Linked DNA regions of Homo sapiens: all the other regions are linked to region 1. Evidence: chromatin loops called from intact Hi-C (ENCODE). Cell type or tissue: OCI-LY7. All regions are shown on one strand. Region 1 has its middle 21 kb from the start of SORL1. Region 2 has its middle 74 kb from the start of SC5D. Region 3 overlaps SORL1 (sortilin related receptor 1). Region 4 has its middle 29 kb from the start of SC5D.

Evidence for each region. Peaks named below come from ENCODE experiments on the same cell type or tissue, not always from the same donor. Only the 100,000 strongest peaks of a DNase experiment are listed, where the experiment ranks them.
Region 2: a loop joins it to region 1, with 5 times the contacts of the local background. A loop is called at or near these places in 3 of 110 quality-filtered maps.
Region 3: it touches region 1 in a loop (6-fold over the local background); 3 of 110 quality-filtered maps call a loop at or near these places.
Region 4: it touches region 1 in a loop (5-fold over the local background); 29 of 110 quality-filtered maps call a loop at or near these places.

Annotation. Positions count from the first base shown.
Region 1 is chr11:121,427,102-121,435,101 of GRCh38, forward strand. No RefSeq gene overlaps it. Among named protein-coding and RNA genes, the nearest start is that of SORL1, 21 kb to the right of the region's middle. RefSeq lists enhancers at 1-53, 3,190-3,319, 3,390-3,459 and a silencer at 216-315. In OCI-LY7, CTCF peaks have their summits at 141 and 344; DNase peaks (open chromatin) are centred at 210, 2,660, 3,360, 3,690 and 2 weaker places; H3K4me3 peaks cover 4,714 bases; H3K27ac peaks cover 8,000 bases.
Region 2 is chr11:121,363,219-121,371,218 of GRCh38, forward strand. No RefSeq gene overlaps it. Among named protein-coding and RNA genes, the nearest start is that of SC5D, 74 kb to the left of the region's middle. RefSeq lists enhancers at 4,238-4,337, 4,378-4,477. In OCI-LY7, a CTCF peak has its summit at 3,936; DNase peaks (open chromatin) are centred at 4,043, 4,403, 4,904 and 6,413; H3K4me3 peaks cover 4,291 bases; H3K27ac peaks cover 5,795 bases.
Region 3 is chr11:121,566,870-121,574,869 of GRCh38, forward strand. SORL1 (sortilin related receptor 1) reads left to right here. Exons shown (of 48, transcript NM_003105.6): 22 at 71-244; 23 at 3,288-3,401; 24 at 7,372-7,494. Among named protein-coding and RNA genes, the nearest start is that of SORL1-AS1, 120 kb to the left of the region's middle. RefSeq lists enhancers at 3,085-3,134, 3,245-3,414, 3,875-4,376, 4,377-4,876. In OCI-LY7, no CTCF peak of the experiment used is centred here; DNase peaks (open chromatin) are centred at 172, 2,992 and 3,312; H3K4me3 peaks cover 1,606 bases; H3K27ac peaks cover 6,691 bases.
Region 4 is chr11:121,317,895-121,325,894 of GRCh38, forward strand. No RefSeq gene overlaps it. Among named protein-coding and RNA genes, the nearest start is that of SC5D, 29 kb to the left of the region's middle. In OCI-LY7, CTCF peaks have their summits at 1,523, 1,724, 3,922 and 5,531; DNase peaks (open chromatin) are centred at 1,567, 3,897, 4,187 and 6,647; H3K4me3 peaks cover 1,433 bases; H3K27ac peaks cover 5,200 bases.

The sequences.
Region 1 (8,000 bases):
TGCAGGTTTGGGACCCTTAACATCCACAAACCCTGCAGAGATGGGACCACACTAGAGAGCCACGCATTCTCCTGTTTCTGGAGGAGGCTTCTCTGAAGGCAGCTCACATGAGTAAAAGTCACTTTTTCAGGTCGCAGTCCCGCGCAAGGGGCGGAAGGGGCGGCGGCGCCTGCAAACGCCGCGGGAGGGCGAGCGCGCGGTCGCAGAGCTCCAAGACCAGGTCCCGGCCCCGCAGCGCCCGGCCCAGCCCGGCCCGCCCACCTCGCGCGGAAACTTCGAGCTGCGCAGCCGCCGCGCCGGCGCCTCCCCAGCAAAGCTCCGCTAAGTGCGGCCGGCGGGGGTGCGGGGCGTTGGGCACCTGACCATTTTCTATCATACCACCCTGTTTGTTTCCTCAGGAACTTCACAATTAGTAATTAGTTTATTTGTCACCTCACTTGCTTATTGTCTATACCTACAATAAACTGTAGCTCCCTAAGGTGGTGGTGACATCTGATTAGTTTATTATTGCATCCCAGTGCCCTGACATATTATTCATATTTACATATTTACATATGAATAAATATGCATATTTATTATTGTATCCCAGTGCCCTGACATGTTATTCATATTTACGTATTTTCATATTTACATATGAATAATGTATAGAACGGATATATGTATACAATAATGTATGTATGTATAGAATGAATGAAAACGATGGATGGATGGACTGATGAATGGATGGATGAAGAGTGATGTGAGGTATTCACATCTGACTCTTCTTGGCACTACCCTACTGTGAGAAGAGCTTCTCTTGAATCTGATGAGAATTGGTGAAAACAAAGGGCAGGCAAAACTGTACTAGCTCCTGGACTCTTTCCCACAGCTAGGGAGCCCTGGAATGTCTCCCCACAGAGCCCACCCATGGCCCATCCATTCTCTACAGAGCCTTGGGGTTTGTTTCTCCACAGTAGTTCAGCCCTCCTCGCTGATCAGAGCAGAAAACCAAGGTTCAGAAAAGAGACCTGATAAGCTTGTAAACACACAGTTCATTTGTAGGAGAGATAATTATACTCAACAGTCATTAACTTTAGCCACCCCTAAGTCACTTTGAGTTGACCTCCATGTATTTGGCTGTCACTCTGTGGATGGCCTCATCCAGGCTCGTGAGGATCAAGGCAACATTACGAGGCTCACCATTTTAGTCTACATCTCATCCCACCACTTATCAGACTATGCCTGGTGGCAGAAGCCTGTGGGGTCGGGGTGTGGAGAGGCTTGCCAGGGCTTGCTCATCATCAGCCGGTTATTGGGAATCCGCTGGTGGAAGTGTCAATCCAGAAGGGAAAGCTGAGTGGAGAATGGACCCTGAGTCAGCAACATGGAGCGCAGGGTCTGGACTTGGAGTAGACCTTAGAGATAACCCACCCCCTATTTCCTCTCAGAACCAAAGGAGTTATACATGGGGGACTTTGGAACGGAGAAGTGGGTCAACGTTGACAACGAAGAGTAAGGACAGCGAAGATGTGAAAATGAGGAGCTAGGTCAAGAAGCAGCGTGTTCATGGGCCAAACCTTTCACTTGGGCCCTGAGCAATGCCTCTCTGGGTCATGGGGACATCTTAGAAAACTTATCAGGCTAGAGAAATTGCACCTTCTTTCCTAGTACCCTTTGTCACTACCACATCCAGCAGTGGCTGCTCTTTTATCCCTTCCTTTAATCTTCTCCTCATCCTCTAAGCAAACCCTGCTCTTCAGAGAGTAACGGTGTCAATGATGTATGTCTTAGCACGACTGGACCCTCCCAAACTCTAATTGATGGGTAGTGTCTGTCTAGAGAGCCCTGTGTTGAGAGTTCTGAGGCACGCAGTGGGCTGAGTGGGACACTCTATTCCGACCAATTTATGGTGTCAATCACGGGTAGGGGAAGGATCAGTGAAGGGATGTATGGCCAGGTATTTATCATGCCTGGCAGAGTGAATGTATTTAAGTTCATTGTTACTTACGCCAAGATTATTTGCAATTTCAACCTTATTTCTTTTTCTTTTTCTTTTTTTTTTGAGACAAGGTCTCACTCTGTCATCCAGGCTAGAGTGCAGTGGCATGATTTTGGTTCACTGCAACCTTTGCCTCCCAGGATCAAGCAATCCTCCCACCTCAAGTAGCTGGGACCACAGGCTACACCCAGCTGATTTTTGTACTTTTTTTTTTTTTTTGGTAGAGACAGGGCTTTGCCATGTTGCCCACGGTGGTCTCGACCTCCTGGGCTCAAGTCATCCACCTGCCTCAGCCTCCCAAAGTGTTGAGATTATAGGTGTGAGCCACTGTGCCTGGCCTCAATCTTATTTCTAATTTGGCATAAATGGCTTTTGTCTTCTGGAAAAGAATTTCAGATGTCAACAACAGATGAAAAATATATTTCATGGACTCAGTAGCTTCTGCAATCATATCACTAAGGAAACAAATACTTTTAAAAAGATCTACAAGCATCCTTAAGTGTTTTTGAATACATATCTTATCACAAGAGCTCTAAAGAATTTATCATTTTTTCACGTAAGAAAATCAAGCTTTAAAAAAATTAACTTTTCCCCCATACCGCTAGTATCAGCAGAGCTCAAATTTCACTTCAGTTCTGGCAATTTGCAGGGCCCAGGATTTTTTATTACACCAGTAAATAAGTTCCTCTTTTGTCTTTGCTTAAAGCAGTCCTGGGGATGAGGGTAGAGGGAAGGAATGGCTACACAGAGACAGAAGACATCCCTGCCCAAGAACACACTCACATCCCAAGACTCAGGAAACTTTAAATCCATATATGAACGAGAGAAGGTGAACCTAACTGGAACTGTATCCACAGCTCTTGTTTATATAATGAAGAAATACATAATTAGAGTTGGGAGTGATTAATCAAGGATAACTTCCTGGAGGGAATAATTTCAGATTAGAGTTTTGAAAGATGCCAGGAGGGAGAGGATTCTGAGAATAGAAAAATGAGAATCTCATTCATAATTTCATTAGTTCTAGCTTTTCAGATGGGCCATGTATGCAAATGTGTTTGAATGTGAGAAGCTGTATAAAGAAATCACCTTTTATTTCTTTGGAAATTTCTGTTATGTTCTGTTTAAATGGCTGAAACTCTAGGGGGGCCTGCTAAGATTATTAAAAAGAAATTGGTCATTAAATTTAAACTGTCTAGTAGATGAATTTAAAAAGCCAGCTGTCAGAAAACCCCCTCACTTAAAAATAAGGGGCATCATGGAGTTATCACAGAGGAATTATGAATAATATGGCTGCGGTCCCTCTACTTTCTGTCTTTTTGGTTTTTACCCCAATGAAGAGAAAAGGAAATTAGGGAACTGAGAGTATGAAAGAATAAACATGGCTGATGTAATTACATAATCTGCGTCAAGAGACCTTCTTTTTCTGTCTCACAGGTGTGTCTCTCGTTACTAGCTGGGGAGGTAAGGAGGGCAAGTTGGGGAGGTGGTACAGTTGAGTGACCCTTTGATTTAAAAAAATCTAAATTGCAATGTCTGTGTAGATTGTCTTCATCATCTAGTGGTCCACCATGAAGTGCAAAGAGTCCTGAGAGGATGACCCCTGACCCTTGACCCCTGTCCTCAATGCCCACCATGGCATCAAACCCACAGTGTTCCTTTCCCCTACTAAATGTACACCAAAACACCATGGCTTTTTCTTTTTTTTTTCTGAGACGGAGTCTCGCTTTGTCACCCAGGCTGGAGTGCAGTGGCGCGATCTCAGCTCACTGCAACCTCTGCCTCCCAGGGTCAAGCAATTCTCATGCCTCAGCCTATAGAGCAGCTGGGATTACAGGTGCTCGCCACCACGCCTGGCTAATTTTTGTATTTTTCATAAAGACTGGGTTTCACCATGTTGCCCAGGTTGGTCTCGAACTCCTGGCCTGAAGTGATCCACCTGCCTTGGCCTCCCAAAGTGCTGGGATTACAGACGTGAGCCACCAGGCCCGGCATGAGCCACTGCGCCTGGCCATGGATGTTAAAACAGCCTTCTATTGAGGAGTTTAGAAAAGTATTCTAGCTAGATGGAGTTGGGGGCTGTTTGGGATGGCTGTGCTTCAAGCCTTCCTTCTGGGAAATGTCCTTCCCCCACATCTGCTGATTACTGTGGGCACATGACTCCACTTGACCGACCAGAATACCCCATCCTCCTGGATATAGAACACTGGGGCATGTGACCTCAGCAGAATCCTCTTCAGGGACTGATATGGACTGAATGATGTGGTGGGGAGAGAAGGTTCTCTCTTTTCTCTTTAAGGATAGTATAAGCCAGGGACAATTGGTGATCATCTTTGGGTCATATGGACAAAATCTGAGTGAAGCCAATGGACCCAGGTACCTATAGAACTAAGAGGTGACAAAAAATTAATAGTCCTTATAATTTGAAATCCTAGACTCAGCCAGGCCTGAAGTTAGATCACCTCTAGACCTCTTGGTTATATAAGTCAATACATTTCATTTATCACTTCAGCTGGTTTTAGTCTCTACCCCTTACATCTAAAAGACTAGTGGCTAATATAGAGGGAAGCAGACACAGGTAGAGATAAAGGGTTGTGCCTCTTTTAGATAATTTTCTCCTTTGTACCTTTTACAAAGGGCTGGATCTTACTGCTTATGCTTTCGGAGGGCATCCCTCATAGACATTCCTTTCTTCCTATCTTCTCTCTCATTTTTATTCTCCTTTTAACCTCTTCTCCTTCTGCTTCCCCATCCAATCCCCCTTTCTCTTGGAATCTACCACCTTCCTTGGAGAAATAGTCAAATTTCAGTCTCCCTAAGTTTTTTCTTGTATATGGTAAGTTTCACATTCTCAAGCTCCATGGGGTATCAGTGGCTTGACTCATGTACTCAGTACTGCTGCTCTGCAGCCAGAAGGGGAGAGTTCTGGTGTTAGGGTCCATTGGCTCCCACAGGAAAGGAGGCAGTTTAAGCTTAAGTCCTGAGGATAAGGGAAGGAAGTATAAGGAGAGCAGCATGTCACTCCGGGCCATGGGTGCCTTACTCTCTGTAACCAAACACAGGTCATGAATTCAAGGACTAATTGTCATAAAAACATTTATCTGGTCTAAATAAGAAATTCATATTCCTCTGTTATCATAAATTTGACACTTTGAGAGCACTAATCTTGACTCATTTCGTGAAGAAAGCATTTTTCCTTTCTGAGTTGTCTCTCTAGTGGATATTCATCTCTAAATTGCCAGATAATAAACAGCTCCGGACCTAGACACTTCTTCCTAACCACTTGTTTCCCTGCCTTATGTTGCTGGTGTAGGGTAAAGGTGAGAGGATGGATTAGTAAGCAAAGTTTCAGTTGCTGTATCACTATATTAAAAATATATCTAAGATCTCATTTGGGAGTGTGAGGATTGAAACAGTCAAGAAAACTTGCTCGAGATAGCTTTTGACAGCAAGCTGACCAATGCTTAAAAATCAGGGCTGGATGCGGTGGTTCACACCTGTAATCCCAACACTTTGGGAGGCTGAGGCAGGAGGATTGCTTGAGGCCAGGAGTTTGAGGCCAGCCTTGGCAACATAGTGAGACCCCATCTCCACAAAAAATTTAAAAATTCAGTGAATGTAGGGGCAGGTGCCTGTAGTTCCAGCTACTCTGGAGGCAGAGGCAGGAGGCTCACTTTAGCCCAGGAGTTGGAGGCTACAGTGAGCTATGATCATCACACTGTACTCCAGTCTGGGCAGCAAAGCAAGACCCCATCTCTTAAAGAAAAAATCAGAACTTAAAACAACCTTACATGTGCTTAGGAAGGTTTTTGACTCCAAGAAAAAATTCAGGAAGAATTTAGAAGGGTCTATTTCTATTTAAGAAATCCAAAGGTAGTTTGAAAAGTGACTGAGAATAATTAAAAGATAGGGGGAAAGGAATAAAATTATTTCTAGGTATTCACACTTAACTATTATCTGTATATTAGTTAACATTCATATAGCTGGTAACTATGTGCCAGGTACTGTTCTAAGTACTTTAAAAACATTAACCTATATAGGCCGGGCGCAGTGGCTCTCACCTGTGAGCCCAGCACTTTGGGAGGCCGAGGCGGGTGGATCACCTGAGGTCAGGAGTTTGAGACCAGCCTGGCCAACATGGTGAAACTCCATCTCTACTAAAAATACAAAAAAAAATTAGCCGGCGTGGTGGCGAGAGTCTATAATCCCAGCTACTCAGGAAGCTGAGGCAGGAGAATCGCTTGAAACCAGGAGGCAGAGGTTGCAGTGAGCTAAAATCACACCATTGCACTCCAGCCTGGGCAACAAGAGCAAAACTCCATTTAAATATATATATAAACCCATATAATCCACATGACAACTCTCTGAGATAATTTAAAGTATATCATTATTTTAACTTACTAATAGCAGTGGTATCAAGAGAATGGGAAGACAAGCCACATACTGGAAGCAAATTTTTATAAATGACATATCTGATAAAGAACTGCCATATAAAAATAAAAAGAACATTTAAAATGCAACAATAAGAAAATGAACAACCCAAATACAAAATGGACAAAAGATCTGAGCAGATGCCTCACCAAAGAAGATATACAGTGCACAAATAAGAATGTGAAAAGATGCTCAATATCATGTCATTACAGAATTGCAAATTAAAATTAATAGCAACAACAATAGCTAGTATTTTTCAAATGCCCACAGTACTCATACTTTATGAATCTCATTTAATCTTCACAACACCTGTTAAGAAGTGGGCACTCAATTATCATGATGATTTTATGGATGAGAAACCCAAGACTGGAGAGGTGAAGTAACTTTCCAAAGGCCACGGTTAATGGATGTGAATCCCTATCTGTCTCATCTTAAAGCCTGTGCACTGAATTACTGTACTATAGCCTATTAATATTTAGTCACTTTTAATAATTTACTGTTTTTATACAGTTTTAGTTTTACGTTCTTACACAATTGAGTGAAAAAGTAAGCTTATCTAACACCTATACATATTTAACAAGGTTATTACCCAGGCACTACCGTTCATCTGCAGGGAGCTTGTTCAAATTGGCAGCATAGTACATAGGTCAAATTTAAGAGCTTTGGAAAGTTCTCTTTGTGGCCAGGTGTGGTGGCTCACATGTGTAATCCCAGTCCTTTGGGAGGCTGAGGCGAGCAGATCACTTGACCTCAGGAGTTTGAGACCAGCCTGGCCAACATGATAAAATCCCGTCTCTACTAAGAATACAAAAATCAGCCAGCATGGTGGTGTGTGCCTGTAGTCCCAGCTACTTGAGAGGCTGAGGTGGGAGAATTGCTTGAACCAAGGAGGTGGAAGTTGCAGTGAGCTAAGATTGCACCACTGCACTCCAGCCTGGACGACAGAGTGAGACTCCGACTCAAAAAAAAAAAAATAATAAAAAAACAAAACAAACAAACAAACAAACAAAAACTATTTGCAATAATCTAAACTAATAAAGTTATGGGATAAAATCACAGTCTTGGGGGGCAGTTATTCTGATCTTCGTTTCCATACTGTCAGTTTGACAGATGTTGACTGAATAGCAGAAGTGTTCTGAGATGGCATATGCAATTGGATATTTTAACATGAATTTTAAAAAGCTATGATTTATAAAGTGTGCAAAACTTACATGAGATAATGCAGTATTCTGGGCTAAGAGTGGGGGAAACTCTTACCAACCCGAGCCTGAAGGGACCAGAGGAAGGGGCAGTTACTGACACCCAGAGAGAACAGCTGGATGGAAGAAAACGGCCCCACAGCGGCAGGCCTTCAGTAAAGGGACATAGCTAACCCATAACTACCTGGAAGGCAGGAAAGTAGGGGAATAACTACCCTGCCCTCCTTTCTTGGCCACACTATGATCTCCTCGCAGTGCCTCCAATTGGCCAAAGCCAACTGGAAGCCAAGTGCCAGTCTCCTGAAGCACAGGGCAGGGCAAGAAAGGATGAAGACTGGCTTAAAGGAAAATGGACAATATCCAGGAAACTGATAATGGCCCAAATCAGGGCATGT
Region 2 (8,000 bases), 64 kb before region 1:
CTGCCCGCCCTTGGCCCTCCTCCCTCCTCGCTCCTGCCTCCTCCCTTCTTCGCCAAGCCCGGAAGGCGGATTCCAATCTCTGCCCACTTCTCTTAATTAATAAATTCCTTGCATGTTTAATTCCATCTTGGCCTCTGCTTCTTGGAGGACTCAGAAGAGTGCAGGAGCTTTGGAATAGCATCAGTTCTGAGACCTCACTGGTCCTCCAGAAACTTTCAAGAGCTTTCAGACCTGTGGCCTTTGAGGGTCCTGGCCTAGGTTTCCAGGGGCCTTCAGGCTGATAGAGCCTGGGTAAGGCCAGAAGAAATAAGCAGAAACACATATTTAGGGACAAATTTTCATGGTCTACGAAAAAGTCAGAGGTATGAAAGCGTCTGCTTTTCCTTATTTACTCATTACAGTGTGTTAGGAATTATACCTCTTTTACAGGTAAGGAAACCAAGGCTCAGAGAAGTTGAGTAACCTGCTCAAGACCACTCAATTAATAAGTGTCAAGGCCAGGATATTTCCGTTTCAAGACTACTTTCTTTCCATTCTGCTACAATAATCCTTGTTCACTAGGAAGGCAGCATAACATGGTGGGTAAGAGCATGAAGTTTGGAACCTGACTGCCTCAGCCTTGTCATCTTTAAAGTAAGAATAATGGACGAGGCACCAGACAAGGCCAAGGTGGGGGCTACTGGTTCCACATAGTTCAGTGCAGCAAGCATTTATTGAACATTTGCTGTGTGTCTGCTCCTGGGCTGGCCTCTGAGAATATAAAGATAAAAAGACAGACGTAGCCTTTACAGGGCTCATAGGCTAGTGAGGAAAGAGAGACAGCTAGATATACCAACATGATGCAAGCATCAAGAAAAGTAACATACCATGCATGCTCAATACCCTAGCCCTATTAAACCTCTCCTAATTCCCAGTAGGTCACCCCTCATGTTGAGGTCAGTCATCACATGTACTTCTCTTTATGCCCTGAATCTTCTTTCTCTCCATCTTTGTCTGGCTAAACTTTTCGTTAAGTCTCAGCTTAAATGCACTTCCTCTGAGAACGTCCATGATCCTTGAAATTAGGTACCTCTGCTGTCTGCTCTAGGCATTTATACTCAAAGTTCCATGGATGTGGGATTGTTTTATTCAGCATATATTCCCAGACTCTAGCTGACTGCATGTTGAGTGCCATAGGCATAAGAAAGGCTCAGTCAATATGAGTGAATAAATGAAGGAGGAACTAAAAAGAATTAAGGTTCTCTAGAGGGACAGAACTAATAGGAAATATATATATACAGATATATATGAAGGGGAGTTTATTAAGGAGTATTAACTCACATGATCAGAAGGTCCCATAATAGGCTGAGCTAAAGAGCAAGCTGAAAAGCAAGGAAGCCAGTTCGAGTCCCAAAGCTGAAGAACTTGGAGTCTGATGTTCAAGGGCAGGAAGCATCCAGCATAGGAGAAAGATGTAGGCTGGGAGGCTAAGCTAGTCAGTCTTTTCACGTTCTTCTACCTGCTTTTATTCTGGCTGTGCTGGCAGCTGATTAGATTGTGCCCACCCAGATTAAAGGTGGGTCTGCCTTTCCCAGCCCACTGACTCAAATGTTAATCTCCTTTGGCACCACCCTCACAGACACACCCCAAATCAATACTTTGCACCCTTCAATCAAGTTGACATTCAGTGTTAACCATCACACCTGGGGTTGACTCGGGCCACACTGGTATCCCAAGAGATTAAATCTAGTAGGTAGGGGACTGAAGAAAGAAGTTCCAGGAAACACTAAATTTAAGCTGAAAGAGCAATGATATTTAAGTCTATAAGTGATGAGTCCATTGGAACAGCAGCAGTATAGAGGATACAGACCAACTTCGGCGGCAGGGCTCAGCTAAAGGGAACAAGATGTGGCATCAGGAGCCCAGCCATGTCTGTGGAGGTTCAAGACAAGACATCGGTATCAGGGGCAACTAGTCCAAGGATGTAGACTAGGTAGGAACAGTTCACAGGTCTCAACTTAGGTGCCAACCACACCTGGTTGTTAGGAATTGATATACTGAGATAGATAGCGTCTGAGGCAGACATGCCTGCACAGGAAAGGGTCCTGAGATTTAATAGCGATGCTTAGCAGTGAGAACCAGAAGCCAAATAAAGGGAATCTCCAAAGATGTTTGCTATTTCTGCTGGTTGGGAGTTGAGAAGACAAGATCTAGCTCACTCCCTGCCCTGACAATCTCTGAACACAGGGCTGAGCAGATGGTAGCTCAGTTGGGGTTAGTTCTCACCCTCCATCCTTAGGAACAGGATGGGCTGAACATGCTTGCAGTGGGACGGGTCTGGGAAAACAAAGGACTGAAGATGACAGGAGGCCTGGTCGCCAGCCAGAGCTTTTCTCCAAAGATGCTGGCTCTTGCCCCTCACACCCAATCTCACCTCCACTCCGTAAGACACAGGGATGTAATGTCACCTGTCTGCTCCATTGGATGAGGTAGCTGAACTTCAGCTTCCTCATTAGTAAGGTAGAAATAGCAATAACTTGGCCGCTGAACAGTTGTGAAGATCAAATTGGCGTTAAAAATGCTTGGCCCAATGCCTGCCATCCAGTAGGAGCTCTGTAAACGGCAGTTGAAAGGCAGTATCTAGCTGGTTTTAAAAACACCTTCCTTGTCTTTGGAATTGTCAATCCTTTCATTCTGGGTCCCTCTTCCACTTCTTGGTGTACTTCCTCTGCTTATCTGCCATAAGGCCTCTTCTTTCATGTTGCCAAAAGCTCCCTCTTCTCAGTCCCTGACCAGGTCTGCTGTACCCACATCACCCCCTGTCCCCAAATCACCTCCTGCCCTTCTCTCTCTTCAGAATTCTGAACACTTGCTGAATTTGATCTTAAGTGCTAGAACTGTAGGGTTTCACATCAAGTGCATTTTAAAGAGACCACTTGTTAATTGAAACAAATGCCCGTTTAGTGGAATTGCAGGGCTGATGATCTCTGGCAGTAAAATAATATACAGTGCGCCAACAAGGTCGGGCAGAGGAGTGTTCATGACCCTTTTAATTGCACTGAGCAGACTGCACCATGCTTCTCAACCCTGCCCATGCTGCTAAATCATCCTGAGAACTCTTAAGAAAATACAGATTCCTTGGGTCCACCCCAGACTTTCTTACTCAGAATCTCTAGGGATGATGAGGAGGACAAAGACCCAGGTGACAACTTCACTTGCTTTAAAGGTTAAGCGGACGCAGGCTGCACAGCCTGGGATGAGAGCTGCTCTCCTTCCCTACCAAGTGCTGGGGTTGTACCCAGCAACTGGGTACCTCAACTTTGAGAGAATCCTGTCAGTACAAGCCTGGCGTCGTGGAGAACACCTTTCCCTCCTAGCTCGTCCTAGATCTCCAATGCCGCTGCCCTGGTGACGAGGAAACACCTTCTCCACTCCTACCCTCATCAGCACAGACTCCATTGCAGCTTCTGCCCCAACAAAACACATACAGGCAAGTCTTACTGAATGCATTATATATTTAAATAAGTGTTAGCGTCCATTATTTTACTGAATCATCGCAATTAAATGAGGTAATTACTATTATTATCCTCATTTTACAGATAAGAGAGTGAAGCCCAAATTAATTAATATACCTAAAGGCACATAGCTAGTAAGTGGTAGGATGTGAACCTAGGGTGGTTCAAATCCAGATTCCTAATTCTTAACCCCAGTGCTTGGTTGCCTTTACATTCTTAGCCACGCGGCCTCCACAAATTACTGCGTCTTCTTTGTACCAGAGGCAACTGTTATGTTGTGTTTTGGAATTCTCCACATTCTGCCCTCTGAGGGCTGGAGACGGATCAGCAGCTTGTAATCCATCAACAGCTTGGAGACTCTTTCTCTAGCAATAAAATCATAGCTCCCACTCCCTGCAGGAAGCCTTCAAGACACAGCTCTCGGGTTCTGTCTTCCCTGGCTCTTGAAACAAAGCCGTTGAAGTGGCTTCCTCCAGGCTCACAGCCAGGCAGTGGTCCACTTGCTTTCTTAATAGGATGGCTGGGGCCCTAATCCTCCAACACATCAATCAAATGGCAGTCAACTGGAACAGTTCATATAAGTAGACACTTTGTACTGTCCTTCCCTTGGTCTAGCCAAATTTGAACTCCTAAAAAGCTCTGAAAGAGGATGGTGCATATCAACTGTACTCAGAATGGTGCTTCTCAACCCTGGAAGCATTTTCAAGTTAACTGAGAAGCTTTTTCGAAAATATCAATGCCTGGGTCCTACTACCCAAGCCTTGAGACTTAATTAGACTGGAATGGAGCCAAGTACCCAGTGATTCTGAAAGCCCAGCTTTAGGACATTGCTGCGGGTCAGCTGCTACGAATATCTTCTAAACTTTGCAAGATGGTTTTCTGTCCCCCTTGGGAAATTTAAGTGGCCTTTTGCCAATGAGAAGGAGGTAACTGTTCATTTTAAAAGAAGCTACTTTCACTTTCCCTTCCACATGTGAGACAGAGAACCCCTGTGGACTGGTGTCTCATGAGAACAGAAACACTCCAGCTGAAACCAGAATGGTCTGCCTTGGTCGTCATGGCTGAAAGACCTGTACTGAGGGCGTGAAGCAGAACCCCCTTTATTAGCCAGAAGAATGAGTATAGAAATGGTAGGCTCTGGGGGCTGGATTCTGGTAATTGGTCCTATTGGATGGACTATCTTCGGACATTCCAGAAACAGAGCTGTCCCCAAAATCTTTAGAAAAAAAAAATGTTGTCACTCTCCCCTGTAATTCATTCCTTGGTCTCACAATACTTGGAATCCAACAATTTTTTTTTTCCCACACTTAATCCAAATGCATCCTGTTGCAATTAAACTTCAGTTGTCTTGCTTGTCCTTGTTTAAAACAAAGGACAGCTGTTCTCACTTGCACAAAGCTCTTGAGGACTGAGCAGAGGATGGTGATAGAGGTAAATACAGCATTGTCTGACCTTGGTTTTGAGTAAACGCTCAGGTAAAATTTTTCTCTCCCTCCAGTATCCTGAGGAGCTAAACAAAAGGGCATCTGAGTTGAAGGTCCTAGATTTAATTCCTGGAATGAATAATGGAGACTTGGGGTTATTTGTTACTGTTGTTCATCTCCAGTTTCTTCATTTATAAAGTTGAATAAAATTGTATTAAGGAAAAGCCACATCTAATGAAAAAATCATCCTCATTTGCATTCATTTTCACTGCTCCTCCATCCACCTCCCACCACCAATAGCTGCACCTGAATTTCCTGAACCAAAAGGAAGGAAAGATGAAGCCAGTGTGTGAGCTGACTGTTTTCTGTAACCTACAGAAACTAGAACAATGTGAGCAGCACAAGGCTGTTGCATTGAAGGTCTGGGAATTTTTTCCAAGAGACAAGTTTGGATTGTTTGTGGGTTGATGAACTGAACAGAGGTAGTTATCTGAGAATCTTAGGGGACTTACCTCAAGTGTCATGTTTCTGTTGGTTTGTGACTGTGCAGTCTGTGTTAACTGCTTTGCCGTCGTTCCCAGGACTTGGAAGGAAAAAAAAAATCCAACCTGCTTGGTGGCTAATCATTTGAAGAGAAGTCTGCAGTCTGTTAGGCAGAATGTCTCACTTCTTTCCCCCTCTGCCCTATTGCCATGCTATTGAGCTGTGTGTCTCTTTCCAGTTTTCCCCGTTGGGCTAGCTCTGTTTTCAATGTTGTCTTCGGCAAATTACCAAAATAGAATTTATGATTCATTGACCCAAATTATGTTCCCACTGACAATATCTGCAGAAATTCTGTTCAACAATAGCTTGCTGACTTTACAGAAAACACACATCACTCCCTGGAGTTCACCCGCCCCAAGAAGACCAACAAAAAAGCAAATTAAATCTTATCTCCTCGGAAGTCCTTGATGAAGAACATCCTGGTCTTGGCAATTCACTGCATATTTTCAAAAAGCGTTCAGAAAGCAAGATTGTTAGGGTTTTCTGTGAATTGCAGTTTAATCCCGAGGCATATATGAGAGACCACTCTGTATGAACAGCAACCTTTTATTTTCCCCTAAACCACAATGCTGACATTAAGATCCTAGACTTACTCTGTGTTCTGAGCACCTTAAGGCATCACAGGCATTTATCTCAGTGGGTAATTATCAATCGAGGCAAATGACGAGACAAGCGTCAATCATTTTGGGAAGTTTATTTGCCAAAGTTAAGGACTCACACTCTGGAGACAGGTCTATGCCTTTTCTCTGAAGATAATTCTGAGGGCTTCAAATTTAAAGGAGAAAGGGCAGGATATTGAGAAATACACAATTTTCATGTAGGAGGGGGGTGGGGGAAAATAGTCATTCATGCCTTTGTCTTGCTCAGTGAATCTGCATTTTTACATAAAATAACATAGATAATAAGGCAGAGGAAACGATCAGATCTGCCTTTGTGTCAGGTGGGCAGAAAGGATGACTTTGAGTTCCGTCCTATGTGGCCCTGCACCTGTGAAGATAAGCCATCGATTTGCATTGTCCTGGTGAATTTTAACAGAAATGCTTTGGGGTGAAGATCTTGGAGGCCACAAGGAATTTCCCTGTGGGCAAAGTATGAAGGAGGTGTGTAGCTTTTCATCTTGTAGTCATCTTATTTGGGAACCAAAATGGGAGGCAGGTTTTCATGGCCCAGTTCTCAGCTTGATTTTTCCCTTTGGCTTAGTGAGTTTGAGGTCACAAGATTTCTTTTCCTTTCACATCCTCCACCCCCAGCTTTTCTTTAAAATCTTTTGGAGAAAGCATTTTTAGAAGGAAAATGTGTCTCTGATCTCAGGTTGCTTTTCCCTTTTTCTTTATTTTTTGAGCTGGTTCCTCATCACTAGGATGGTTTACTCCTACAAATTCAGGTCCTATGTTGCTAGGAAGGCTCCTTCCTAGGAAGTCATGTCCCGCATTGCTAGGAAGACTCATTCCTGGGAAGTCGTGTCCCATGAGGATAAAAATAGGGGGAGGAAAGATGGAAATGGAAAGAAAAATATAGGGACCTAGGCCAGATATATAGCAACGAAGGGGTAGCAAACCTGGAAGCTGGTTCAGGCTATACTACTGCCTCCTTAATTAGAGCAATTCTTTGAGCAATCATTACTCTAGCTCTTTTGGTTGCATGTTGACTTATTTGCACGCACATACCATAACACCATTGTAAGCAAAAACAGGACAAAACCCAAATTATTCTCATTACAGGCAATAGCTTCTGTCACCAAGTTCCCCAGGACCCAAACCAGCCAACCTATCAATCAATAAGTGAGGGTTTTGGATCTGACAGGTTAGTTATCTGGGTTTTTATATCGGTCATAAGTCGGGTTATGTTATTTGATTTGTCTGGAATATAAACACAACATTCGGTTTTTATAATGGTGCAGGTCCCACCTTGGGCTGCAGTGAGTATGTCTAAGGCCATACAATTTGGCCGCACAGCTTTCCTCATAAGGAACTCATAAGGAACTTTCGTCATAAGACCTCATTTTTTTTTTAGCAAAGAGATACTCATGCAGCTGTCATTTAGGGCCTTTTGGGTGTAACTTGTTAGGGCCTTGTATTAGTCCATTCTCAAACTCCTATAAAGAACTACCTGAGACTGGGTCATTTATGAAGAAAAGAGGTTTAATTGACTCACAGTTCTGCAGGCTGTACAGGAAGCATGGCTGGGGAAGCCTTAGGAAACTTACAATCATGGCAGAAGTGCGAAGGGGAAGCAAGCACCTTCTTCACATGGTATCAGGAGAGAGACAACAAAGAAGAGTAGGGCACTATCCATTTTCGAAACAACCAGATCTCATGAGAGCTCATTCACTATCACGAGAATAGCAAAGGGGAAAACCTCCCCCATGATTCATTCACCTCCCACGTGGCCCCTCCTCCAACACGTGGAGATTACAATTCAACATGAGATTTGGGTTGGGACACACAGTCAAACCGTATTAGGCCTCTATATACCATATAACATCTTCAATACCTATTTGTGGTACAAAGATTGAAGCTAAGTGATCATACCATTGGAA
Region 3 (8,000 bases), 140 kb after region 1:
TCCTTCTTGTATTCAGTACCTCCCTCATGGTGTGTATTAACCTACCTGCTGCTGTTTGTCTTCCCTCCAGGAAGCAATGCCTGTGTGCCCAGGCCATGCAGCCTGCTGTGCCTGCCCAAGGCCAACAACAGTAGAAGCTGCAGGTGTCCAGAGGATGTGTCCAGCAGTGTGCTTCCATCAGGGGACCTGATGTGTGACTGCCCTCAGGGCTATCAGCTCAAGAACAATACCTGTGTCAAACAAGGTACTTCCCTTTTTCTTTTTTGCCTGTCATCCTCCTTCCTTTGTTTCCTGCTCCCCGCCAGGGGAGGGAGGGATAGCTCTCTGTTTCCTAACCTTTTCGTGTTATTGGAAAAAGTCCAAGGTAAAAATCAAACCTACCAGATACTCATAAGAATACTGGTTTGGGTTCTAAGTCCTGGTAAGGGTCAAAGAGGCCCTTCAGTCCTCACTCAGAACAGGCCTATGCTGTACCTTTCTAAGTAGTAGCTGTGGTTTTTGGTTTCATGTCAGATGGCACAGGCTTTCTTCAGGGTCTCCCTTTTTATTCTTTTGCTTCTTCCTCTCCTCACCCATCCCTCACATCCAGGTTTCTTACCTGCTCCTGTTTTGCATAAGTTGGACCAACCTGATTGGGAAAAATAACCAGTGTGACTCCTTCCGCGTTTACTCTCACCTAACGGTTGTCCATCCTCTCACCGTAGCCTAGCCCAGTGTGTCCTGAACTTTCAGACCAATGTTTGCAAAGCACTTTGAGTCTAGACCTTATGCCATGACCAAGCAGCAAGAGCAGCCTTACACCCACTCCCCCTCTGAATTTGAATATAGAGATTTAACATTTCTTTCCTCCGAAATTTAAAAAGTTTTTCCTTCCTGTGTAATTTTTACTGTCACCACTTCCCCCGCCTCCAGCATCACGTTTCTGTGAGTGAGGTGAACCCCTGCAAGGGCACCTTGCCATGAAGTGCATGGATTGATGGCCAGAATTTCTGCTTTTCCTTATCTGTGATTCTATTTGCCTTTTTTTTTATATATATTTTAAAGAGACAAGAAAGAGACAGGGTCTTGCTGTATTGCCCAGGCTGGCACATTCACGGCTCACTGCAGCTTCAACTCAAACTCCTGGGCTCAAGGGATCCTCCTGTCTCAGCTTCCCATGAAGCTAGGACTACAGGCACGAGCCCAGCTAATTTCTTTTATAGGGACGAGGTCTCACTTTGTTGCCCAGTCTGGTCTTGAACATCTGGGCTCAAGGGATCCTCCCTCCTCTGCCTCCCAAGGAGCTGGGATCACAGGCATGAGCCACTGTGCCTACTCTATTTGCTTTGTAATCCTAACCCTGCTTCTCACAGCGGCCCAAGTCCAAGGCAGTGAAACACACAATACAAGCCTTTTAGTCAATCTTCCTTAAGAAATATAAACAGAAAAAAGATGAGCCTTTCTTTCTTAGAAACAAGAGACTTTCTTTCAGGCTATGGATACAATCTTAAAACTGTTTGGAAAGAAATAGAATCAACACTAAATTCCAAGAGAAGGGGAAGAAAGCTACTCCATATTTCCCATTAGAATGCCTTTGATTATCCAAATATGAGACCAATCATCGCATGTCCTTGATGCAGTTTGCCAAACTATACATTTTTTTTCTGTAAGGAATTTTAATTGCTTGCTTTAAAGTAGTCATGGGGCAGAAAAATTTCTCAGAGTATTGAGAAAATCTTCATAACTCATTTGCTTGATAGATAGAATATATATGGATATATATAACTATGTATATAAAAACATACCTATAGATATATTGAATCTGTATGTTTTAATTCTGTGTAGACACAGTCCATTAAGGAGTTCTGTGTGTAATTAGTATTTTATAATGTTGATGTACTGTATTCACTACCCAATAGACTCAACTGGTATTGTGGTTATCCTTCTTAAAGCATTGTATCTGCTTCTAAATATTTCTTCCAGCCTCCTCCTCTCTTTTGATTTTAACTAAAAGAGGAAAGCAAGAGGCTAGTATGGGACATTTCCTTCCCTGTAGACACGTGTGCTTGGCATTCCTCCTCCCCCTTTACCATCATGTTACTTGTTGTGGGAAGTCCGGGACCCCGAACGGAGGGACCAGCTGAAGCCATGGCAGAAGAACGTGGATTGTGAAGATTTTATGGACATTTATTAGTTCCCCAAATTAATACTTTTATAATTTCTTATGCCTGTCTTTACTGCAGTCTCTGAACATAAATTGTGAAGATTTCACGGACACTTATCACTTCCCCAATCAATACCCTTGTGATTTCCTATGCCTGTCTTTACTTTAATCTCTTAATCCCGTCATCTTCGTAAGCTGAGGAGGATGTATGTCGCCTCAGGACCCTGTGATGATTGCATTAACTGCACAAATTGTAGAGCATGTGTGTTTGAACAATATGAAATCTGGGCACCTTGAAAAAAGAACAGGATAACAGCAATGTTCAGGGAACAAGACAGATAACCTTAAACTCTGACTGCCGGTGAGCCGGGCGGAACAGAGCCACATTTCTCTTCTTTCAAAAGGAAATGGGAGAAATATCGCTGAATTCTTTTTCCCAGCAAGGAACATCCCTGAGAAAGAGAATGCGTCCCTGAGGGTAGGCTTCTAAAATGGCCGCTTCGAGGGGCGGCCATCTTTTATGGTCGAAGCTGTAGGGATGAAATAAACCCCAGTCTCCTGTAGTGCTCCTAGGCTTATTAGGATGAGGAAATTCCTGCCTAATAAATTTTGGTCAGACTGGTTGTCTGCTCTCAAACTCTGTCTCCTGATAAGATGTTATCAGTGACAATGCGTGCCCAAAACTTCATTAGCAATTTTAATTTCGCCCCGTCCTGTGGTCCTGTGATCTTGCCCTGCCTCCATTTGCCTTGTGATATTCTATTACCTTGTGAAGCACATGATCTCTGTGACCCACACCTTATTCGTACACTCCCTCCCCTTTTGAAATCACTAATAAAAACTTGGTGGTTTTACGGCTCAGGGGGCATCACGGAACCTGCCGACATGTGATGTCTCCCCAGACACCCAGCTTTAAAATTTCTCTCTTTTTTTACGCTGTCCCTTTATTTCTCAGACCGGCCGACACTTAGGGAAAATAGAAAAGAACCTATGTGAAATATCGGGGGTGAATTTCACCCGATATCTGGCTGAATTTCCCCCGATAGTTACTAAAGGGAGGGAAACTCAAAAGAGAAAGACCTGTGGTCCAGCAGTAAGAATAATATTGGTTTCATTTCCTCCCCTGCCGCACTCTGATGGGTAGAGAACACCTGTCTTCGCAACCAGTATCGCTGCAGCAACGGGAACTGTATCAACAGCATTTGGTGGTGTGACTTTGACAACGACTGTGGAGACATGAGCGATGAGAGAAACTGCCGTGAGTCTTCTGGATTGGACGTTAAGCACTTACCATTACTCAGAAGCCTGGTTGGCTCTTCCCAGGCTGAGGGCCTAAGGTCTAGGGCGAGGGCCACCCATGATTGGTGATGCCCATCTAAGTTGATGGGGCTTAGATGACAGAGAAAACATATTTCCATACACAGGTAGATATTAGATATATAGGATTAATATTATATACATAATATTTTTTTAACCACCCCAGAAGTACCACTCGTTACAAGAGATTTATAAATAAACGTCACATGGCTGAAACTGAATTGATTTGGCAATCTGGGCTCTAATCTTGGCTGTGGCTCTGTAATAAAGCTGGTGACTTGGGGCGAGTAAACAGGTGATATTCTTTGATTTGGAAATTCAATATTCAGCCTTTTTAGGGATGGGAAATGAGTATTTACTCCAGTTGGTTGATGTTGGCTACCTACCAGGCTCAAGAGAGATTGTTTTCATTGGTTAGTAATGCATAGCTTGGCCTACAGTGTGGGGCCATTGGTGTACATGCCATGTAAGTGTCATCTTTAGGCTGTATAATTTTTAAGATCTGACTTCTAAAGTATAAGACTGTGGTTAGCAGAAGTTAAAACCAAACAACCACAAATAACAGATAGTTTATTAACCATGAATTTTCACTATCTTTTCTTCACTTAATTTTTAATAGCTTCGACATTATCTTATAAGGAGATGATTTGCCCTTTTGTCAGTCATGCACTCACTCAACAAGCAGTTGCTATACACCCTGTGTTCCAGGCTCTGTGCTGGGCCTGCATATATATTGCCGATCAAGGCAGAAACGGAGTTCACAGTCTGAAGTAGGAGTCAGAAAAATAGGCAGTTACAGTAGAGTGACGGGCACTGCGATGCGGAAGTGTCATATGCATGTAGGATGGGCACCCAAAGCAAACTTGGGCAGGCCCTAGCAAAGAGCTCTGGAGAGTGTCTGGGGTGAACCAAGCAGAGGTGGAGGGAATCAATTCACAGGCAAGGGAGCAGCATGTGGGGAAGCTGGCATGGCCAGGAAACTGGTTTGAGTTATGGAGAATGGGCATGGGCACAGGGGCCAAGGTGAAGTTAGATGAGTGGGCAGCGCCCAGGACAGCAAGGGCTTTGTGGACTTTATCGGAGAAGCAGTTGGGAACCACTGATGTCATGTGATGAAAGTTCATCTTTGGAAGGATAAGTAGTGGGCAGAATGCGTTTGATGGAGAGAGACCAGAAGCAGGAACCAAGTCAGAGGCTTCTCTTTTATATATTTTACCTTTGGCAACCCAGGGGCTCATTTACCCATTTGTACTGTAAGAACAGATTAATGGGAAGCTCTAGATACTCATTTAGCCAGTCATCCGTGGGGCCTGTGCCCGGCTCCCCTGCCACTTCACCCAGAAAGCAACTTGTGAAATATCCAGCTCATTAAACACATCTGGGCCCTGCAATCCTATAGACTCCCCCTTTTGGCTGATAGAGGGTTATTTACAAAGCCTTTCCTTAATCGTTTTCCCTTGGATTCAGAGGGTGCCTTTCACACCGAGGGAGTAGAGCTTATTTGCTGAATGGCAGATTTGGGAAAGCACTAGCCTCTCTGTGTCTTTTCTGCAAAAAATAAGGCCTATAAAGCCTCCTTTATCAGAGTTGCAGGAAGGTGTGATATTTGTGGGGGAATAGCCAAAGCTCTTTAAAAACATTAATGCTTATTAACAGCATTGAAGCAGATAATGGAAAGGAGTTTATTACATATCTGGGTGGGATAGAAGATGCTTCTTAGAATTAACAAGTTACAAGGAAATTGCCCAGACATAATTAGGCACAGTGGAAGCAGGGAGATACAAACCAGATGACCTCATATCCAAGAGTGAGGGACACAGGTGGCAGAGCATTCCTCCTTGTGCCCTTGGGCTTGGTTTCTACTAAATGGACAAGCTGAATCTTGTATTGGCTCCGAGTTTTGAGAGGAATGAAGACCTGCATCTTTTGGGAGGCACCTGCTGCCTCCAATGGCTTCCTCCCACCCAGCCCCTGAGCTCTGTTGCAGACTGCACAGTTGTGCATGAAGGATGGAGCTGGCCCTGCCCTCCTCCCAGCTTGGCGTGAATGTCAGCTGGGATTCACTTTCCAGAGACCCCGAGACCTACTTTCTGCTCCGTCGTCTCCCTGTTTCACCTGGCTCAGGTCTACACATGTCAGATGGAGCTGAGGCGTGGAGAGGAGGAACCAGAAGGATTTAAAACTCAGAGACTGGGAGTCAAGAGAGAGGGGCTTATCTGTGCCTGCATGTGTGTCTCCCTCATCAAGGAGGTTGCGTGTGGAGGAGAGAGGTTCCCTGTTTCTAAGCAGGGCTGCAGGAGCTGGACCGCAGTGACTGAGTACTGCCATGTGGGGAGTTAAGTGAGGCACCCTGCCAGCTGCCAGGGAGCAGTGGAGGAGGGGGGACACCGGGATGCAGGAGGGTGTTGTCAGTGGGTTTCCCTCCCTCTTACACAGATTCCTCTAGCTGGGTGACTGTCAGGCACTCAGGGTTTTGACGCGAATCCCTGCAGTCTTGTCATTTTGCATTCATCCCCTGCCTCCCACCACGAGCTCAATTACAGAGAAGAAATGGAGCCTCAAATAAGAGCTGCCAGGATGTCTAACGGCAGCATTGCTATTTGGCATTTCGTGCACGACAACCCCTCCCCCGTGCCAGCATTCTGTTCTGCCACATTTTACCTCCTGGGTCAGCCTTTCACTCTCCTGAGAGCAGCCTGCCTTCCCCTCGCCTTTCCTGGAGGGTGTTTCACGGGGTGCCAGGGATTGTGCTTAAGCACAGGAAATATCTACTTAGGAGAGGAAGAAAAATCTAATTCTGTATCCATTCTAATGCCAGAAGGACATGAGGAATGATGAGGAAGAGAAGTGACATTTGTTTAGAGCCCATTATATTTACATCCTATTTAATAGGCTCTGGTTCCAAACTTGTTCCCTGGTTTATCTTCATAATAATGCTACCAAGTAAAGGCAGGTTAAGTAAGTTGTAGGTTGCAGACTCAATTCAAATCTAGTCTTTCTGGCTGGGCGTGGTGGCTCATGCCTGTAATCCTAGCACTTTGGGAGGCTGAGGCAGGCAGATCACTTGAGGCCAGGAGTTCAAGACCATCCTGGCCAACATGGCAAAACCCCATCTGTACTAAAAATACAAAAATTAACTGGGGCTGGTGGTGGGTGCCTGTAATCCCAGCTACTCAGGAGGCTGAGGCTGGAGAAATCGCTTGAACCTGGGAGGCGGAGGTTGCAGTGAGCCGAGATTGCGCCACTGCACTCCAGCCTGGGCAACAGAGCGAGACTCCATCTCAAAAAACAGAAAAACAAATCTAGTCTCTCTGACTGTGATCTCAAGCACTAGGACACATTATCTTACCCAGTTTTACTGTTGAGAAAACAGCCGTAGGGAGATTAAAATTAATTTCCCCAGGAAGAGGTAGAGCCACGATTTGGTACCCAGTCTTGACTGACTGCAGACAGAGCCTATGTTCCTACTGTAGAATTCTACCTCCATGCTGCCTTTACCATCTGTACAATGAAGTGCTAACTTCTTGTGTGAAATTGAGCTTCTCTAATCGTAGTTTCATAGATAAAGGTATTTCTGTCACTTATTTAGGAAGACACTTTTCGCGTCTGAAGGGATCTTAGGAGGTCACCTAGCCTGTCACTCTCTCTCGCCAACAGATGACAGTTTCTCACTTTTCCCCGTCCTGTTCCGATCTGGAAGCTGTCCACAGAAAGATATGCCCTTATCTCTCTTGGTTGTAAATTTCAAGCTCTCATGTAATTTATGTCTTCTGTAAGTCTAGGTTTAATTTCTGTTGCTACAATTAATACCTGCTTTCTTCTATTTTTTAATTGGTTTTCCAGTAGGATGTTTACATTTGTGGGAAATCAATTGTACCTAAGGAATATGTTGTCTTTCTATCCCATTTTAGCTACCACCATCTGTGACCTGGACACCCAGTTTCGTTGCCAGGAGTCTGGGACTTGTATCCCACTGTCCTATAAATGTGACCTTGAGGATGACTGTGGAGACAACAGTGATGAAAGTCATTGTGGTAAGGGGACATCACATCCTGAAACCCTGCTCTGGAGAGGGGGGTCATTGTGCTCCCTCACAGGGCTGTACTGGTATGTACTGGTTTTCTGATAGCCGTCTCAGGATTTATGATATTCTAGCTGAATGGCTTTCTCCATCCACATGGTGGGGTTGAGTCATTTCTCTGTCCATTCTTAAAGAGTTTGTTTGCTGCTTTTCACGAGGATTCAGTTCGCTGGAGACACTTGCGAACTGGGACCCTAGATTCCCATTAACTCTGGATGGGACCCTAGATTCCCATTAACTCTGGATCAAGTGTCTCCAGCAGAACTGAATCCTCATGATTCATGGTCAGAAAAGATGGAGCCTGGACTCAGCTCCTGTCACTTACTCTTAGATTAGCCTTTGTTTTCTAGTCTGAAAAATGGGGAAATGGACCCTGCTTTGCCTTGGAGAGATGCTATAAGGATGAAAGGTGATGGTAAGGAAGTAAATTTCTGAATGAATTCAGGGGGTTATTAACAG
Region 4 (8,000 bases), 110 kb before region 1:
CATTGTTCTAAGTCCCATCCTACAGGAAATTAAGGAATCTGTTTATCAGACTTCTGAGTGAGGAGCTAGCATGGGAAGTTCCCATTCCCTTAGGGGTGCCAGGCTTCCAGCTACTTGAGTAGCAATTAGAAATTGGGGCCAGACGCAGTGGCTCATGCCTATAATCCCAGCACTTTGGGAGGCCGAGGCGAGTGGATAACCTGAGGTCAGGAGTTCAAGACTAGCCTGACCAACATGGAGAAACCCATCTCTACTAAAAATACAAAATTAGCTGGGCTTGATGGCACATGCCTGTAATCCCAGCTACTCGGGAGGCTGAGGCAGAAGAATCGCTTGAACCCGGGAGGCAGAGGTTGCAGTGAGCTGAGATCACATCATTGCACTCCAGCCTTGGCAACAAGAGCAAAACTCCGTCTCAAAACAAAACAAAAAAGAAAGAAAAAAGAAATTGGGTGTTTTTAGATACGGAAAGGCCTCTGTAAGGGCCCAGCCTTAGAACTTAGGACTAAGAATGGGGACTTAAAGCAGCATGGAAGTGTTTTCTCTCTTCATCTTCCTGTTTTCCTTTCTCAGTCATTCAGTCCTAAAGCCATCAGGTTGGGTCAGGCAAGTAAGACGTCCACATTGTTGATGGCCAAGTGGAGGAGACCCAGCAGGTTGAGGAGGACTTTTGTGCTTTGCACACTGTTTAGTATATACATATTACATTTCAAGATAAGTACAGGTCTAAAATACAGATCTAACTGATCTTTAGAAATAATGAAGGAAGAACTCATGGGGTGCCGTTTCAGATAAGGTGGTCTAGGAAGCCCTCTCAGAAGCTAACATCTGAGCAGAGACTTGAATGAAGAGGAGGAACAGGCCACATGGCATCTGAGAGAAGAGCATTCAGGGCAGATTTTTGGTATGTCTGAGAAGGAACAAAGGGGCTACCTCATAGAAACTTGGAAGGTTATAGAAATGGGAGGAAGATGATAATGAGGACAAAGGTGAGAAATGTCAGGAGGCCAGAAGAGACAAGGTGTGTTCAGGTGTCTTGGGACACAGAAGAGTGAGCAGAGGGGCTGTGAGTGACGGAGAAAGAATGTGAGGTGTAAAAGTTGAAGACAGCACAGCACTGCAAGGTTGGGTAATTCCTGGAAGTAGAGAAATCTTCTGATCTATATCTTATGGTAGTCAGAGCGCCTGATCTTGGTGGTCACTATGTTAACTGCACAGCTAACATCCTCTTCCAGTCTTTGTTCCCCACGTGACAAAGGAAAGGCCAAATTTTCTGTCTCCTCCTTTTCTCATGGAGTGGCATTTCCTATTAGACATTAAATATTTGAATGAATAATTATTGATAACTCTATAAGACACTGTTATTAAAATTATAGTCACTTTGAAAGGCTAGATGAAAAGTAAGTCTAGATTCTTGGGGAATATTCACTGTTATGGACTCTGAAATTGCATCTTTCCGGTGGGCTTTTTCCTCCCCTGTTCTGTTTGTTTTGTTTTGTTGTTTTTCCTGGCTGAGGCTGAGCAGTTTCTAGGATCAGACTGTAGGTGGAGCAGTTATGCTTTTCACCCGTGCTGTAGCAATAAAAGCAGAAGCATCCACATTTCATGTCTAGACAGAGGACGTGCATGGAATCATAAAATCTTCAGACTGGAGGGATCCAGAAAGGTCATCTACTCCCTCCCTTGTCTTTAGAAAATTGTGCTCCTAAACCAGCCTGGTGGTGATGCATCCTCCCTGCCATGTTCCTTTCAACTGCATTTAAAGCTCCACCATCCCATTCCTGGCCATTTATTTTAGGCTCAACACAACAACAAAACACAAAATAACAGACTTCAAATATAATCAAGTATGTGTGTGTACACACATGCCTTCCCCGTGGGACAAAATATCACCCTGGGTACTGCAGGGTCTGGATAGTTCTTTACATTCTGATGCTTTAGTAAATGTTATCTATGGATTCTCGTCAAACATTTTGTTTATCTTAGGTTAAGATTTCCTTGTGTTTTAGGCCCTGATACAGAGGGGGAAAAACACCAGGTAAATATCTTTACAAAAAGGCAGGATTGAAAGTCAGTAGGGCAAGATTTAGATACAACACCTCCATAGGCCCCAGGAAGACCCATGCCCCATGACTTATGTCTCACCCAGAAGGATGTTTATGGAAAGATTTTTCTCAAGTATGTGAAGCTGGTTGCCCTGGAAGTTTTCCTATGAAGGTGTTGTCTGATATCTAATCCTTTTTTTCCCATTCAAAATCACAGTTTGTTTGTTTTCCTTTGGGAAAAACCTAGATATAGGAGCTAATGAGCCCACGTTTAGGGTTTAATAAATATTTTTTAGAGGTTTAAAGGACAATGTTGGCCAGGCATGGTGGCTCACGCCTATAATCCCAGCACTTTGGGAGGCCCAGGTGGGTGGATCACTTGAGGTCAGGAGTTTGAGACCAGCCTGGCCAACATGGTGAAACCCCGTCTCCCTACTAAAAATACAAAAATTAGCTGGGTGTGGTGGCGCATGCCTGTAATCCCAGCTACTTGGGAGGTGGAGGTTGTAGTGAGTCGAGATCATGCCATTGCACTCCAGCCTGGAGGACAGAGTGAAACTCCATCTCAAAAAAAAAAAAAAAAAAAAAGAAAAAGAAAAAAGAAAAAAAAGGACAACGTTTGTGATCATCTATTAATCATAATATTCAAAGCAGGTTTCAGAGTATATGTACAAACTACTCAGCCGGTCTGAAGACAAAACAGCCAGGAGTTGTTTGAATCGGATGTTAGACACCTTTTCAATGAAACTCACACTGCATCCTACACCTGGAGATCAACACAGCTGCCTGGATGTTGCAGCCTTTTCCTCCACAACTTTATGGAAGAACCCAGTTGCTATGAATGAGCAGGCTGGTTTGGAAGCAGCAGTTGATAAGCAAATGGGAGACTACCCAAGGGCGACCCTCCTGAAGGGATGTGAAAATTCTCAAAACATGAATCCTCAGATAATGTTATTATCATTTAGGTACATTCTTTCAACAAATAATTTTGATTACCTGGTGTGTATCAGGTGTTGTGCTAGAAGGTAGGATAAAGCAGTAAATAGTTAAGAAGGAATATCAATAAAGTATAGTGGAAATTTGGATAGGAAATCTATGGACGTGCTACGAGATAGTAAGTTAGCAGGAGGTAACATACCCTAGGGAAAATTCTCCCAAAAGGATGCAACGCTTAACCAGAGGTCTGAAGGTGACAGGCAGGAAGGCCAGTAGAAGAGGGTTCTGGGTAGAAATAATTGGTTGAAGGAAGGTTAAGAGTGGGAAGAGCATGGACCATTCAAGACACTGAAGGAGGTCCAGCATGACTGGAATGTAGAATTCTAGAAGACTGGAAAGAGATAGAGGCTGGACAGCAAGGTGAGCCAGATCCTGGAAGGCTTTGTTGTTCCTGCAAAGAGAGTTGGTTTTATCATAAACGCAATGGGAAGACACTGAAAAGGATATTCTGTGAGGTGATGGAATCAGGTTTGTACATGAGAAGTATCACACTGACTGCCGTGTGAATGGATGGGTGCCAGGGGGATACAGATTTGGGAATTAGCCGGTATAGATGTGAATAAAAGCCAGAAGACATGGCCCAGAGAGTGTGTGCCGAGTGAGAAAAGGGACAAAGATGGAATCCTAAGGAATATGGAAAAGTCAAGGAGAAGAAGAGCAAGTAATAAACTGAGAAGGAGCCAGAGAAATGAGACTAACCAGGAGAAGGTTGCTTTGCAGGAACCAAGGGGGAGACTGTTTCCAGAAGAAGGAAACTGTCAGTGGTGACAAATGTCACCGAGAAGTCAAGGAAACTAAGGACTGAGGAGCATCTCATGCATTTAACACAGGGAGGCGATGGGTAAGCTTGATAAAACCAGCTTCGGTAGAGTGGTGGCAGCAGAGGCCAGACTACAGTGAAGAAATACGATGACTGGTTGGGGAGGGATGGAGATGGCTCTTCTGGAAGTACAGTTCCAAATGTGGGGACAGATAGAGCCAATAGTCGATAAAAGGGGATTGGGTGAAGGTGGGAGGTGTTATATAAATACGAGAAATTTGGGGGATATTTAAGTACTGAGGGAAGTGGCAAGTTGAGTGGGAGAATGGAAGAAGTCTCAGATGAAGGTTATCAAGAAGGCTGGAGAGGCTGTGATTCAGAGCACACAGAGCAGTGGCTTTGGCTGGGAAGAGGGATGGGCTTCTGCATTTCTGTGCATTTCTGGGTTCAGTGGCAATGGTTTGAGAGTGTTCCTGTCTGGCAACTCTCATTCTCTCTGTGAGGATAAAAGGTACTACGGACTACATTTTTCTACATACCCATTGCAAAAGTTTAAAATCCTTCTCAAAGAGGAAGGTTGTTTTTTTTTTGTTTTTGTTTTTTGTTGTTGTTATTGTTGTTTGTGTTTTTTTGAGGTGGAGTTTCGCTCTTGTTGCCCAGGCTGGAGTGCAGTGGCAAGATCTTGGCTCACTGCAACCTTTGCGTCCCAGGTTCAAGTGATTCTCCTGCCTCAGTCTCCCGAGTAGCTGGGATTATAGGTGCCCGCCACCATGCCTGGCTAATATTTTGTATTTTTAGTAGAGATGGGGTTTCGCCATATTGGCCAGACTGGTCTCAAACTTCTGACCTCAGATGATCCACCCACCTCGGCCTCCCAAAGTGCTGGGATTACAGGCATGAGCCACCGCACCCGGCCCAAAGAGAAAGTTTTTAAAAAGTATTCATGAAATTGGGAGAAGGATAGAGAATTCCTGAAGTGTGTTTCAAAAAAACAAATTTAGGCAAAAGTAATTGATGGCCAAGACACTTATGAAAGTAGACACTCACCGTGCAAATTCTGCCTACAGCAATCGATGGTGGGTGCACTAAAGATATGAATTCAAACAAAAACTGTGTATCTTACTCTAATAAACATTTATGATCAAGTCTAATGGTTAGGTGAATGACAACAATTCACCTTCCATATCCAGATTTAATGTTTTTCATCTGAGCAGTTGAATGAATACATAACCACTAATTGCAGTAGAATTATATGAAAATCAGGTAGTTTAATAAACTCTATGGATCTGAACAATAATTAACACAATAACCTGAATTTAATTAGATGCTCATATTAAATGCTGGCAATAAGCAAGTGCTGTCTTTGATGTCCACTTTAAGTGCATACTAAATATCACAGCATGGTCCAGTAAAAATAGACACAAATAGAGTCAATGATGTTTGAAGAAATGAGACAGAATAAATAAATCATACTCATATTCATGCCACCCTGGCGGTGGGGTGGGCACAGGAAAGCTTGTCATTTCCTTGTCTCAAAGTCATTATGCGGAAGCCAATGTTTCGAACTACAAAGAGTTAATCCTCCTCACTGAAGCCATCTTTTTTGTAGTGTTTTTGACAGGAGGGAGCCCTTGTCCTCTAGAAAAGGACCCGTAGAGCATTAGGAAGGCTCCTCAGCAGCAGGAACCAATGTTCTCTTTGTTATAACTCAAGCTGCAATTTTCTCTCTTTCCAGCAGAGAGAGAAAAATGGGAATGTGCTGCCTAGCATTCTACAGAAAAATCCCCCAAGTAATCATTCCAACACTCCTTCCTATATGGGCTCCTTGCGTATCTTCTCTGCAACATTTCCTTCTTATTAATTTTCCTCTATAGCAAAGTTAGGCGTTAACTTGAAACCCACAGGTGTGTAAGGAGCCCACAAGCTCCCCTGCTCCATTGTTTTTTAAAATAGTATTCAAATTCATATATTTGTTTATTTCCATATTTGTTTATTTTAAACTGACCTGTTGAGGTGTAATTGATTTACAAAAAATGGAACATGTACTATTTGATGAGTTCGGACAAATGCATACACCATGAAACCATCACAACCGTCAAGGTAATAGACATATTCATCACCTCCAAAAGTTTCTTTGTGTTTCTGTTTTGTTTTTTCTTTTGGTGCAATTCTAAATGAATTACAGCAACTTCAGATTTGGTGCGGCAGTCTCAGAAGCCATACTCACATGAGTTCTGTTCCAGGACTGTCAGAAACCAACACCAGCCCCATGTCCCTTCATCTTAATGGGGTAAGTTGTTCACAACATCAGGGAGGAAACAAAGATCTACTCTTTTCCTGAAGATCACCACCCTGGTTCCTCAGGAACTGTGGGGACCTTGAATCTCATAGGCCAATATTGGCTATCCTGGGGTCTGAGATATCTTGACCAGTCCCATCATCCTTCCTGACTCTATTTTAGGCCAAGACCCAAAGGCTATACAGCCAATATTGGATATTGGTGGAAGGGCCAGGAGTGACCACCAAGGAAGCCACACTCTTACACTTTCTTCCTCCCTCATTATCTCGTGAAAATCCCACTAACTACATTCTTCTTTCTGAGAGACTTTTTTTTAAATCATCCCTGCCTGCTCCTGTTACTTCATTCTCCTTTTTTTTTTTTTTTTTTTTTTTTTTTTTTTTTTTTTTTTTTTTTTTTTGAGATAGGATCTTGCTCTGTCACCCAGGCTGGAGTGCAGTGGTGCAATCACAGCTCATTGCAGCCTTGACCACCTGGGCTCAAGTGATCCTCCCTCCTCAGCCTCCTGAGTAACTGGGACCACAGGTGCAGGCCATCATGTGTGGCTAGCCTCATTCTTCTTGACCTTCATGTATTTAATTACTCAGAAATGTCAGGCTTGTTCTTGTTGGTGCATGTGAGGGATGTTTTGTATGTGTTTTGATGCTGTATTCCAAGCAAAGATCACTGCCTGTGTGCTCTCTACTTCTTTGCTAGATGCCCATTCCTGTCTCTGTGTAGTGCAACCTCAGACCATGCTGCTCACGATTGGACTGTTTATTGTAATAAGATTTAAGCATGTGAGTTTTGGCATTGGATGGATCTGGCCTTGGATCTTGCCTCTTGCCACTAGCTAAGTCTGAAAACTTGGTCCTCGTTTTCATCATTAGTAAAATGAGAATGTAATGCCAAGTATTAATGTAATGCTCTCAGTCCAGCAGTTAGTGAGAGTCTGAGATTTGATCTTTACCTATAACAGTTTTATAAGGAAGTAGACCATGATGGTTTTTGCCCTGTGCTGTACAAGATATTGCCTTCATGGATACTAAGAGCCCAAGGTGAAAGGCATTTTCATTTCTCTTTTAAATGGCAAAAGGAACCCCATTCCCAACTACCTAAATGGAGATGAGCCTTAAATCAAACTGTATTTACTTGAGTTAGTACATTTTGACAATCTTATTCCTAGTCTTGAATAACCTGAGGTCAGGTGCCACCCATCTTCAGTTAAATCAGTTGCATGAATCTTCGTAGATAGATCTAAACACAGCGAAGAAAGGACTAGTGCTCTAGGCATTTGTATTTTCCATAAGAGTGTCATGAATCAAAAGGAAATAGTGAACTTTCACTCTTCTCATTTAACCAATATTCATTAAGCTTCAACTAGGACTAGGTGACAGCCGCTGCGCTAGGTGCTGGGACTGTTGTGAGAGATGAGACGGACCTGAGATCTGCCCTCGTGGGGCTTAGAGTCAAGCAGGGAGAACCTATTCACAAGAAAATGAACAAATTACATAAACTGATGTGGGCCATGAAACGAACTGCACACTGCAAGCCAGAAGAGTGATGAGGGAACTGGCTGCAGATAGTGTGGTCAGGAAAGGCCTCCCTTAAGGGGGGATTTGAACCCAGAACCTAGAGGATAAGAAGCTGACAAACCAAGGGAAGAAGGAGGGAGACATTGTTTCCTGGAGAGGAAACTATGGCTGAGAGGGTTGGAGGTTGGAAAGGCCTGAGAGCTGAAGGAATACTAGAGGAACAGAGCTACCAGAGCTGGTGGGGAATGGGAGTGGCACTTCCTAAGAAACGAGATCCTGTTTCTCCTATTGCCCCCTCGAGTATTTCAGGAACCCATTCAAAAATGCTCTTAGAAAGCACTTACCTACATGTTTAACAATTTAGAAATTGATAGGTTATTAAAGCA